Regions from separate parts of the Homo sapiens genome. Here region 1 is linked to region 2. A link is a contact called in ENCODE Hi-C or POLR2A ChIA-PET data. All regions are on one chromosome and are shown on one strand. Each heading gives the region's core, a stretch centred on a gene start or an enhancer-like site at or near the end of the contact. The rest is flanking DNA. Distances are from core to core; before and after follow the strand shown. Region 1 overlaps ERI3 (ERI1 exoribonuclease family member 3). Region 2 holds the start of RNF220 (ring finger protein 220).

What was found. A loop is a pair of places that touch in the nucleus more often than their neighbours do. ChIA-PET counts read pairs that join two places held with the same protein, here RNA polymerase II (POLR2A). Pooled maps may share reads with other maps.
Region 1: a pooled map shows a loop between it and region 2 (6-fold over the local background). The contact joins the enhancer-like site here to the promoter of RNF220 in region 2. A Hi-C loop is called at or near these places in 3 of 50 pooled maps. POLR2A ChIA-PET finds 5 or more read pairs at or near these places in 2 of 52 experiments (AG04450 and PC-9).

The regions. Positions count from the first base shown.
Region 1 is chr1:44,325,668-44,330,584 of GRCh38, reverse strand. The region is part of intron 3 of ERI3 (ERI1 exoribonuclease family member 3); the gene reads left to right. Among named protein-coding and RNA genes, the nearest start is that of ERI3, 27 kb to the left of the region's middle. Within about 2 kb of position 2,649, at least 12 of the 41 ENCODE cell types and tissues checked have a DNase peak (open chromatin) inside an H3K27ac peak, as active enhancers do; they include PC-9, where a contact is called at or near this core.
Region 2 is chr1:44,402,779-44,407,196 of GRCh38, reverse strand. It overlaps RNF220 (ring finger protein 220), which reads right to left and starts at 1,942. Exons shown (of 15, transcript NM_018150.4): 1 at 1,667-1,942. RefSeq lists an enhancer at 527-1,049.

The DNA of each region.
Region 1 (4,917 bases), core at 1,400-3,899, 77 kb after region 2:
TTTATATGTATTGATGCTCCTGCCACGGACAAAACCCTGTTAGGTGTTGGGAGAGTCAGAAAGGAAGTAAATCAGAAAGAAGAAATCTGGAGGGAGAGACAAACATCAGGGCAGCTTTTATTTGGATGTAGAGGTGCCTTGGGATAGGCTGCTGTTTGGGTCCTGTCCCTGCATGTAGTTGGCCAGTAAGGAGATCTGGAAGGCCTGTGGGTGGCAAAACAGGTCTGATACACAAGTGGCTCTACTTCTGTTGTAGTGTATAGTCAGTGTCTAGTCCTGGAAGGCCATTCCAGCCAAGGGCTGATCTGAGGGTTAGGTGCTGGCAGAGGCACTTATTTGGAGATGCCGACGTTGCTGAAAGTAAAGGAGTGTTCATACTCTACAATGGGGGTACAGTTGGGGAGCCGGAAAAGGAAATTTGAATGTATTACTGAGTGGAAAAGAAGAAACAGAAATAGATGTTATAAGCCAGAGTCCATGGGAATGGAAAGGAAGTTGTTCCAAGAGGTTAAAAATGTATGTTGGGAGACTGGTACGGATGCAGTACTTGAGAGAGATGCTAGTGGGTTGGACTAGGATGTTAGTTGGTTGGCGATGGTGAGAATGGGGAGAAGTTACATGTTGTAACCCTTAGGTGTGCTAGGAAGGAAACAGGCTTGAGAACCATGTTCTTATGTAGCTCATAACTCTTTTGGAGACTAGTGGCCTACTGAGGAGTCAGTGGTACTGAGGTTTGTTAAGGAGTGGCGCATGGAATCTATAGTTGTTGTAAATGGGGTACTCTGAGTAGAAGATCCGTATCAGGGAGAACATAACAGGCAGAGCTGTTATAGTTGAGTTCCTTAGTGGTAATGTGGGTAGTTATTCCTCTAGGACCTATTTGATGCATTGTTTGGCCATTGGCCTAGAGGAGGTAGGTAGTGATGGTTAGGTAGATAGGATAATAACTGGCTAGAAAGCTTGGAATCTTGCTCTCTAAAAGTGTGATAAAACTGAGAGCCATGATTTGAGATTGCATTGTCTGGAAATGCAGGGACATGTCTGCGTTGTTCACAACACTAGCGGCATTTTAAAGGCCAGCTGGTCAACTGAACGGGATTGGTAGTTACAGATGGGTGGGTAGGGCTGATGAGTGAGATGAAACATGGCATTTTGATCAGGTCTACTTTCACTGGAAAGGTAATGTGACTAGAGAAACAATGTCGGGGGCAGACCTGAAAGGAAATTCATGGTTGATGGTGTTGAATGTGGTGGCTGGTGAGGATAGCAAGGAGTCCCCAAGTAGGTGCCTTAGGATATGCAGGAATTCTGTGATCCTGCTCCAAATTTGTGGCCAGGGTTGGAGAGGCCTTTCTCAGGACCAGAGGCAGTTAGATAGACCAGATAAGCTCCTGGCTTGTGTCTGTAATGAGCGGTCTTCTCATAGGAGAGGTACCCAGTCCTGCTTTTTGGTTCATCTGGACAGAGGAAGGTTTTTTTCTGGAGGGCTGAGACAATAGTGTGCTGAGCACTCTGAGGGTAGCTGATGCCCTGGTCTTGACAGTATTCCTAAAGGAAGCAGGCACTGCCATGACAAGAAGACTTTTTGCTAGCTCCCTGACAGAGATGTGCCAGTCTACTCTGTGAAGTTCTTGGATGTGACAGGCCTGTTTTTCTGCCCTAGCTCTTGGCAGCAAGGAGGATGAAATGTCTGGTGATAAGAGCTAGCGATGGTTAGCAGACTTAGAGGGCTTGACTCGGGTGCTTAAAGTGGGTCAAGTAAGGGTTTGCTCTGAGAAGGGAGCTGAGAGCCATGGGCTCTGATTCTCATTTGGTCAGTACCTCAGCGATAAGGAGTTAGTCACATAAATGTTCTAGACTACACCTTTGCTGTTTAAATTGTGGTCTGAGAACCAGCAGCATCCTCATCACCTGGGAGCTTGTTAGAAATGCAGAATGTCATGCCGGCCCTACTGAAATAGAATATACTGAAATATAATCTGAATATACTAAATATACTGAAATAGAACCTGCAATCTGACACATTCCTCAGGTCATTTGAAGTCTGAGAAACACTGCTGTAGTCTGGACCAGCGGTTCTCAAACTTCAGACTTCAGCGAGCGTCAGAGTCACCTGGAGGGCTGTTAAAACCAAGGCTGTTGGCCCCATCCCCAGGGCTTCTGATTCTGAAAGGCAAGGGTGGAGGCCAGAAATTTGCATTTCTAACAAGTTCTCAAGTGATGGGACTGGTTTGACAACAGCTGACCCTCTTAGCTTTCTCATCTGCAAAACAGGGGAGTGATTCCTGCCTGCTTACGGAGATGTGGGATCATATGGGACAGTGTGTGAGAAATGTGTTCAGTGCATTGCGGGGGTGGGGGGCGGGTATCCGTTTGTGTATTGCTTGCTTACTAGTCAGTGAATTTTTAAAAATCTATTGTCATGCCAGCACAACTGTTTACCTTCCTGGCTGCTGGCCATCATTTGTGGGCAGAGAACAGGGAATCTATGAACCACCCCACAGGCATGCAGTATTCTGTGAAGAGATCAGCAGTCCCTGGGGCTATGGATGGGGATTATTGAGCAAGGCCTCCTGTAGCCCAGCCAGCTTCCCTGGCTCCTGGCCAAGTAGTCTGACCAGAATTCTCAGTCTGCCTGAGTGGGCCTGGTCCTGTCTTGATCACTTGTTACTCACCGCCATTTCTTCACCCCCAGCTAGTGTATCTTAAGGCAATATTTGAATTGGTTTGAAAAATGGTCTTTGTCTAACCAAGCCTCTGATTCATCTTGTGATCCTGAGCAAGACACATGCCTTTCCTCCACTTTGTTGGGTGACTGATGGAACAGGCTTTGGCTGCATGTGCCCAAGTCCCAGAATGTGGACTCTGGACCTTCAAAGTGAGGGAAGCTGAGGTAGACGCTGTTCTGATGAGAATCAGTAGAGCATAGTAGTTAAAAGCATAGATTCCAAAACTGGACTGTCTGGATTTGAGTCTTGACTACCTACTGGTAGTCTGACCTTGGGCAAGTTGCTTGCACTCTTTATGCCTCAGTTGCCTTATTGGCAAAGTGGGGTTAATAATAGTACCAATCTTATAGGACTGATGGGAGGATAAACTGAGTTAAACATATTAAGTGCTCAAAACAGTGTTTGATATGTAATGGCTTATAGGTATTAGCTCTTATTAGTAGAACTAGTACTAGTATTATTCTGATCCACAACCTCCTAATAAGCTGTTGAGATACAGCAGGTGACTGGGAGGCAGGCCCTGCTTCTCTGGGAAACACAGAGAGATCAGGCCCTCTTATCAACATACTGATAGAACCAGAGTACTATCCAGAGAGATTTTTTTGGGCTTGGCACCCTTCCATTTCTAGGCCCTTCCTTAGTGATGCCTCCAGGGGACCTCTCTAGCACATAACCTGAGATTTGTTTAAATTAATTTCATGACAAATGTGTGTCTACAGGTAGCTACAAACAAATCATTTGGTTGTTTGGTGCCCTTGAAGGGTCAGCTTCACAGAAGCCACTAATATCTGAAGTTATTTACAATTGAATATGTAAAAATGTTTGAACTGTGGCTGTTTCTGAGTCATGTACATACAGAGGGAGACACAGGTGTGCACACCTCAGGTGAGGATGTGGTTTCTAAGACTTGGTCTCCTTCATTTATTGGTATTATGTTTTTGAAAAATTCAGATTTCAATAAGGGTAAATTATAATTCACTTTGCACCCATACTCTCCTCAAATAAAGAATAGCAGTGTCTATTTTCAGCCTCTTTTCTATATTTTAATTGCTTTGGGGTCTATGGAGATGGGGAGAGGGGGACATGTAGGTGAAAAATCAGCCTTTTAAAGCTCCGATTTTTTACCCTTCCTTGTCCTGAAACTTCGAGCATCAGCTCTCATCTGTCAAAGTGTAAATCAGCAATTAAAACCCAAACAGCCAAATGCCAAAGATGACCCGAAGCACAAAGCAACTGACAAACAAGTCCGGACAAATCGACGGGTAATTTATAAGCTTTGCCCTAAAATCTAATTATTTGGCAATTCGAATTTGCAGCCAGCCAGGGCTTGGCAATAAATTTAACCCGCCATAAATTATTTAGGAGCAGACTGTGGTGTAAATCAAAACCACGAGTGTTTGTTTAAGAAATAAGCTCCTTGTGCATAAAATGTCTTTTTTTTTTCCAAGGGAGAAACTGTTATTGCAAACCATACCCCATTGCCCAGTGTAGCCCTCACTTCTCCCATCCAACTTACCCTCTTCCCTGTGGCCAGGAGGCTTCTTGATCCTTGGAGAAAGGGCCCGTCTTTGCATGAGACTTTTATCCAAAACTAAATATTTGGGTAAAACCCACATGTTTTCCAGGGACTGCATTTTCTACCTTGTGGTATGTGTTGCTTTTAGATTTTATCAAACCTTTCAGTGCAGGGACACACACTTTTTGGAATTTTCTTCCGAGGGTTGAAGGAATAGATTAGTTGTTTTGAAGGAAAGCCAGTTCCTTCTTCCTAGGTTGGGAGGGGGAAGCCATGAAAAATGATCTGCTCATTCTCTTATTTCAGATAGGACATAGAAACATCAGCTCAGGCAGAGGAGAATCTATGCTTAGGAAAAAAGGGCTAGAATGCTACTCTATTAAACCCTCTGGGCTGGGTGCAGTGGCTCTGGCCTGTAATCCCAGCACTTTGGGAGGCCAAGGCAGACAGATCTCTTGAGGCCAGGAGTTTGAGACCCACCTGGCCAACGTGGCAAAACCCTGTCTTTAGTAAAAACACAAAAATTAGCTGGGCATGGTAATCCCAGCTACTTGGGAGGCTGAGGCATGAGAATCACTTGAACCTGGGAGGCGGAGGTTGCAGTGAGCCGAGATCATGCCACCGTACTCCAGCCTGGGTGACAGAGCGAAATCCTGTCTCAAAAACAAACAA
Region 2 (4,418 bases), core at 693-3,192:
GTGCTCTCCCCCTCGGCGGCTCCCGGGCCAGTGGGCCGGCGCAGACCCCAGACGACCCGGGCCGGCCAGGTAGGGCTGTGCCCCCACACCTATGGCCCGGGCCCCATGCACCCACCCAGTGCGACGCGCGCCTGGCTCAGGGCCGGAACACGGGCTCTCCGCTGGAGCTGCATCCACGACCCGAGAATGCAGGGTGTGCTTAACGGGAAGCGAGAGCTTTCCCCCTGCCTCCTGGCTGCCCTAGTCCCCGCTACTTCGGGACTCCTGCGCGCCCTCGCCAGCTGGGGTCGACCTGGGCCGCGAGCTCTCGGAGAGGCTCCTGGACTGGGGGATGAACCGGGCATCCCCTCGGATGGCCTCACCACCGTGGGCGGCCTCGCCCGGGGGGCCACACGGAAGCTCTCCGCCCAAGTTTGTTGTGCCCTGGAAGAAAAGGCTTTCTCTTACAAAGCACAAAGGCGAAACGCCCAGGCCGAGCCCTGAAAAGCCCCGGGTTGGGGGGCGGGGGTGGGGTGGGGGAGGCCGGAGGCTCCGGAGTGCGGTGGCGGGGCTGGGTTCCGGGCAGAGAAGGTCGCTCGGCCCGGGCTGACAAGCGCGGCGGCAGTGGCCGCAGGACCGCAGCGACCGGCGTGCTCACTGAAAAGTTTTGTTCTTAAGTCAGAAGAGAAATTGTTACTCAGTTTAAGGCAGGTCTAAGATAAAAATAAAACTACAAGTAGAGTAGTCAAGTAGCCCTCGTCTCCACGATCGTCCTCCCGCCTTGCTCAGTAGAACCGCTGGGAGAGGGGGTCCCGACCCCGAAAATCCCGGGAGATCCCACGTGTCGGGCTACTCTACGGCCAGGCCGGTCCAGCCCAGAGGAGTGGGGAGTTTACCGGTGGCGTTTAGAACGGTCCGCCTCTATGCTAGCACCTGCCTCCTTCCTGCCCGCAGAGGATCCATCCATCCTACCCCACCTCCCTCCCTCCACACCCTTCACACCCGCCCCCGCTAGGAAAAAGTCAGCCGAGCACCCGGGGTCCAGGGCTAAACAGCCACTCCCCGGGTATCCCGCGGAGCCGGCTGTGTGTGGGGTGGAGGCTGTCGGGGTAGTTTCTCATTCGGCTCGCCCCTTCTCCATCCGCCCGCCGCCTCGGGCTCCCCACTGAGTACCACCCAGCCCTGGCCTCGCCGGAAATCAACGCGGGGTACATAGGGGAGCCCGGAAATCACCGGGGGGTGCACCAGAGAGCCCGGCGAGAAGGCATTCTCGATATCGACCCGAACAAAGTGGGAATGGGGCTTATTAAGAGACGGAGAAAAGAAGTCCTGCTCCCTTCCCTTGCAGTGCCCTCACCCTCCCAACTTGTCCAATTCCCGCGTCTGGTCCCTCCCCCTTGCACCTCCCCCCCTCCCCAAATAAAACACATTAAGGAAAACTCAAGACGGAAAGTTTGAGCGAGGCAGCGCACGGAGCGCGCAGGGCGCCGATGCCGAGAGGCTCCGTCGCGATGATCCAAGACGCGCCAGTCCGAGTCCCAGTCCCTGCCCCCGTCCAGAGGGAACCGCCCGAATCCCTAGGAAACGGACCCGGAAAGTTAGCCAGGTTCCTGAACAAGCCGGCCGCCCTCGCACCCACCCCTCTTGGGTACGCACACACGTCCACACCCCTTTCTGATCTCCATACTTGCCGTGGAAATTCCTTGGGAGAACGGTCGCACTTTTCAGGACACGGAGGGAAGCAGGCGGAGAGTGTGGTGCATGAAAAGTCCCGGGTTCGCAGAGCCGGCGGAGGCAGCGGCGGCGGCGGCGGCGGCAGCGGCAGCAGCAGCAGCAGCAGTAGGCGGCTGGCCCCGGGTTTGTGTTCGCGAGCTGCCTGGGATTGCATGTACAGATCAAGAGACTCAGTTGGCGTGAGAGAAGGAGCAGTGCTGCCTCTCAGCGCTGGATCTAATCAGTGAATGAGCCTCCACTCTCCCAGGGACTCGGAGACACACACACGCGCGCACACACACACGCACGCACACATTCTCTCACACTCACACACATACAGGCACTCTGAGCACTGAATACATTAGGGCACTAAGGGACTCTGGGAAATGAAGTCCAGACCCAGGGCACTCCTGGAGAACAGACCTGCTGGCCCTCACCAAAGAGCTTGGAAGTCTTGGGGTCGCGAGCCATTGTGAACTAAAGAGAGCGTTGGCTTTTGTTTACATCCCTCCTCCCCCACCCGCAAAGGTCTCAGTGAATGGTTTCGTGCTTGTTGTTCTTCCTTTCCTGAACCAAAAGGGACCAAGAGTAAATGGGCAAAGCTTGAAGACTGACATCCACTGCTGCTTAAATGACCCCCAAATCCTGGGTCCCTCAAAATCTCTGTCTTTTCCCAGAAAAATCTTACCTGCTGCTTTGTTCCTGGAATGCTTCTCTGGGTCTTTGACTATAATAATAAATAATAAATGAATATTAATAAAACTGTAACTTTTGGAGGAGGTGAAGGCCTAGTATAGCATCCAGATGTGAGAATAAAATTTTTTATTGGTGTTTTATTGATGTTTATATTACAGTTCATTTCAGATCATTTCATATCATCCTATAATTCATCAAACACAAAGATAAACAGGGGAAATGGATAGAGAACTAACATTCCTGAGTGCTTTCTAGGAGCCCGGTTATGAGACTAAATGCCTTTACATAATTTCATTTACTCCTAAGATTAATTCTGGAGATAATAATATTACCACTAGTTTATAGAAGAGGAAACTGGGGTTGAAAGGGTTTTGTAATTTGCCCATGAAAACGTGGTTAACAAGTCTTGGATAGCAGGTAGTTCTAGTTCTGAAAGCAAAGTTCAACCAAAATCAAATCCTGGTTTAAGAAGTCATTCCTGGCCGGGCGCGGTGGCTCACGCCTGCAATGCCAACACTTTGGGAGGCCGAGGCGGGCGGAACAAGAGGTCAGGAGTTCAAGACCAGCCTGACAAACATGGTGAAACCCTGTCTCTACTAAAAATACAAAAAGTAGCCGGGCGTGGTGGCATGCGCCTGTAATCCCAGCTACTCAGGAGGCCAAGGCAGGAGAATCGCTTGAACCCGGGAGGCGGAAGTTGCAGTGAGCCGAGATCACACCATTGCACTCCAGCCTGGGTGACAAAAAAAAAAAAAAAAAAAAAAGTCATTCTTTTGTTTTGTAGTTAAGTGTCTAAAACCTCAGATTTCTCATCTGGAAAAAAAAAAGGGAGGGTGGGGAGAAATGGAGTACACACTGATAATCCACTTTACAGAGAACCACATAGGATTATAAATTGTCTAAAAAGAATGAGACTCAAAATCTCATTCTTGCTATTATTTCATTGTCCTTTTTACTTATGTTTAACATTAAGGTAGCATCTAAATATTAAGTATGTTTATGTATATGTGTGCTGTTGGTATTTTAAAATTTTAATTGGCAACTCTAAATAAATTGTTAATTTGATCACTTAGAGTTCTACATTTACAACTATTTCTATAATTCGTGATATCAGGATTATTTGTTGAGGAACTTTATTTTTATTTATTTATTTTTTTTGACATGGAATCTCACTCTCTCGCCCAGGCTGGAGTGCAGTGGTGTGATCTTGGCTTACTGCAACCTCCGCCCCGAGTTCAAGCGATTCTCCTACCTCAGCCTCCCAAGTAGCTGGGATTACAGGCATGCCCCTCCATGCCCAAATAATTTTTAGTAGAAATACGGTTTCACCATGTTGGCCAGGCTGGTCTCAAACTCCTGACCCCAAGTGATCCGCTTGTCTCGGTCTCCCAAAGTGCTGGGATTACAGGGGTGAGCCACCACGCCTGGCCTGTTGAGGAACTTCTAATCCATGTTTAATCATTCATTCATACACCAGCATTTATTATGTTAGGCTCTATTCTTTCCACTAAATTATTATTTCCTGCTGGATTGTAAACTTCATGAAGTCAAGAACCATGTTTGTTGCATTCTACATCATACCCTAAGCACCTTACAGCATCAGTCTCTTAGTTGAATGAATAAACGAGGATATAAAAATGAACTCCTGTCCTCAAAGAGCTCACCATCTAGTAGAGGAGACAAAGAAAGAGTTAGAAATCAATTTGATAACCACTGTAATAAGGATGACCTTAGAATTTATTGATCTAACTGAGACAAGTTTGATGATAAAAAAGGGACACTTTTAATAATTACACTGGGATGACAAATGTCAACAAGGGCCATCCTGGGCCAAGCAGATTGAATGGTCACCCTAGCTACATAAGGTATTTCATTCATTCATTTAACAAGCATTTATCGAGAACTCTCTTGCCTGGTGTGTTAAAGGAATTATAAGCCACTGATTTCCCTCAAAATTGAAATATGAAACATTGAGCAGCAAGAGATAGGCAGGAGAAGTGGGCCAAATCACAAAAGGCTTTGTATACTAA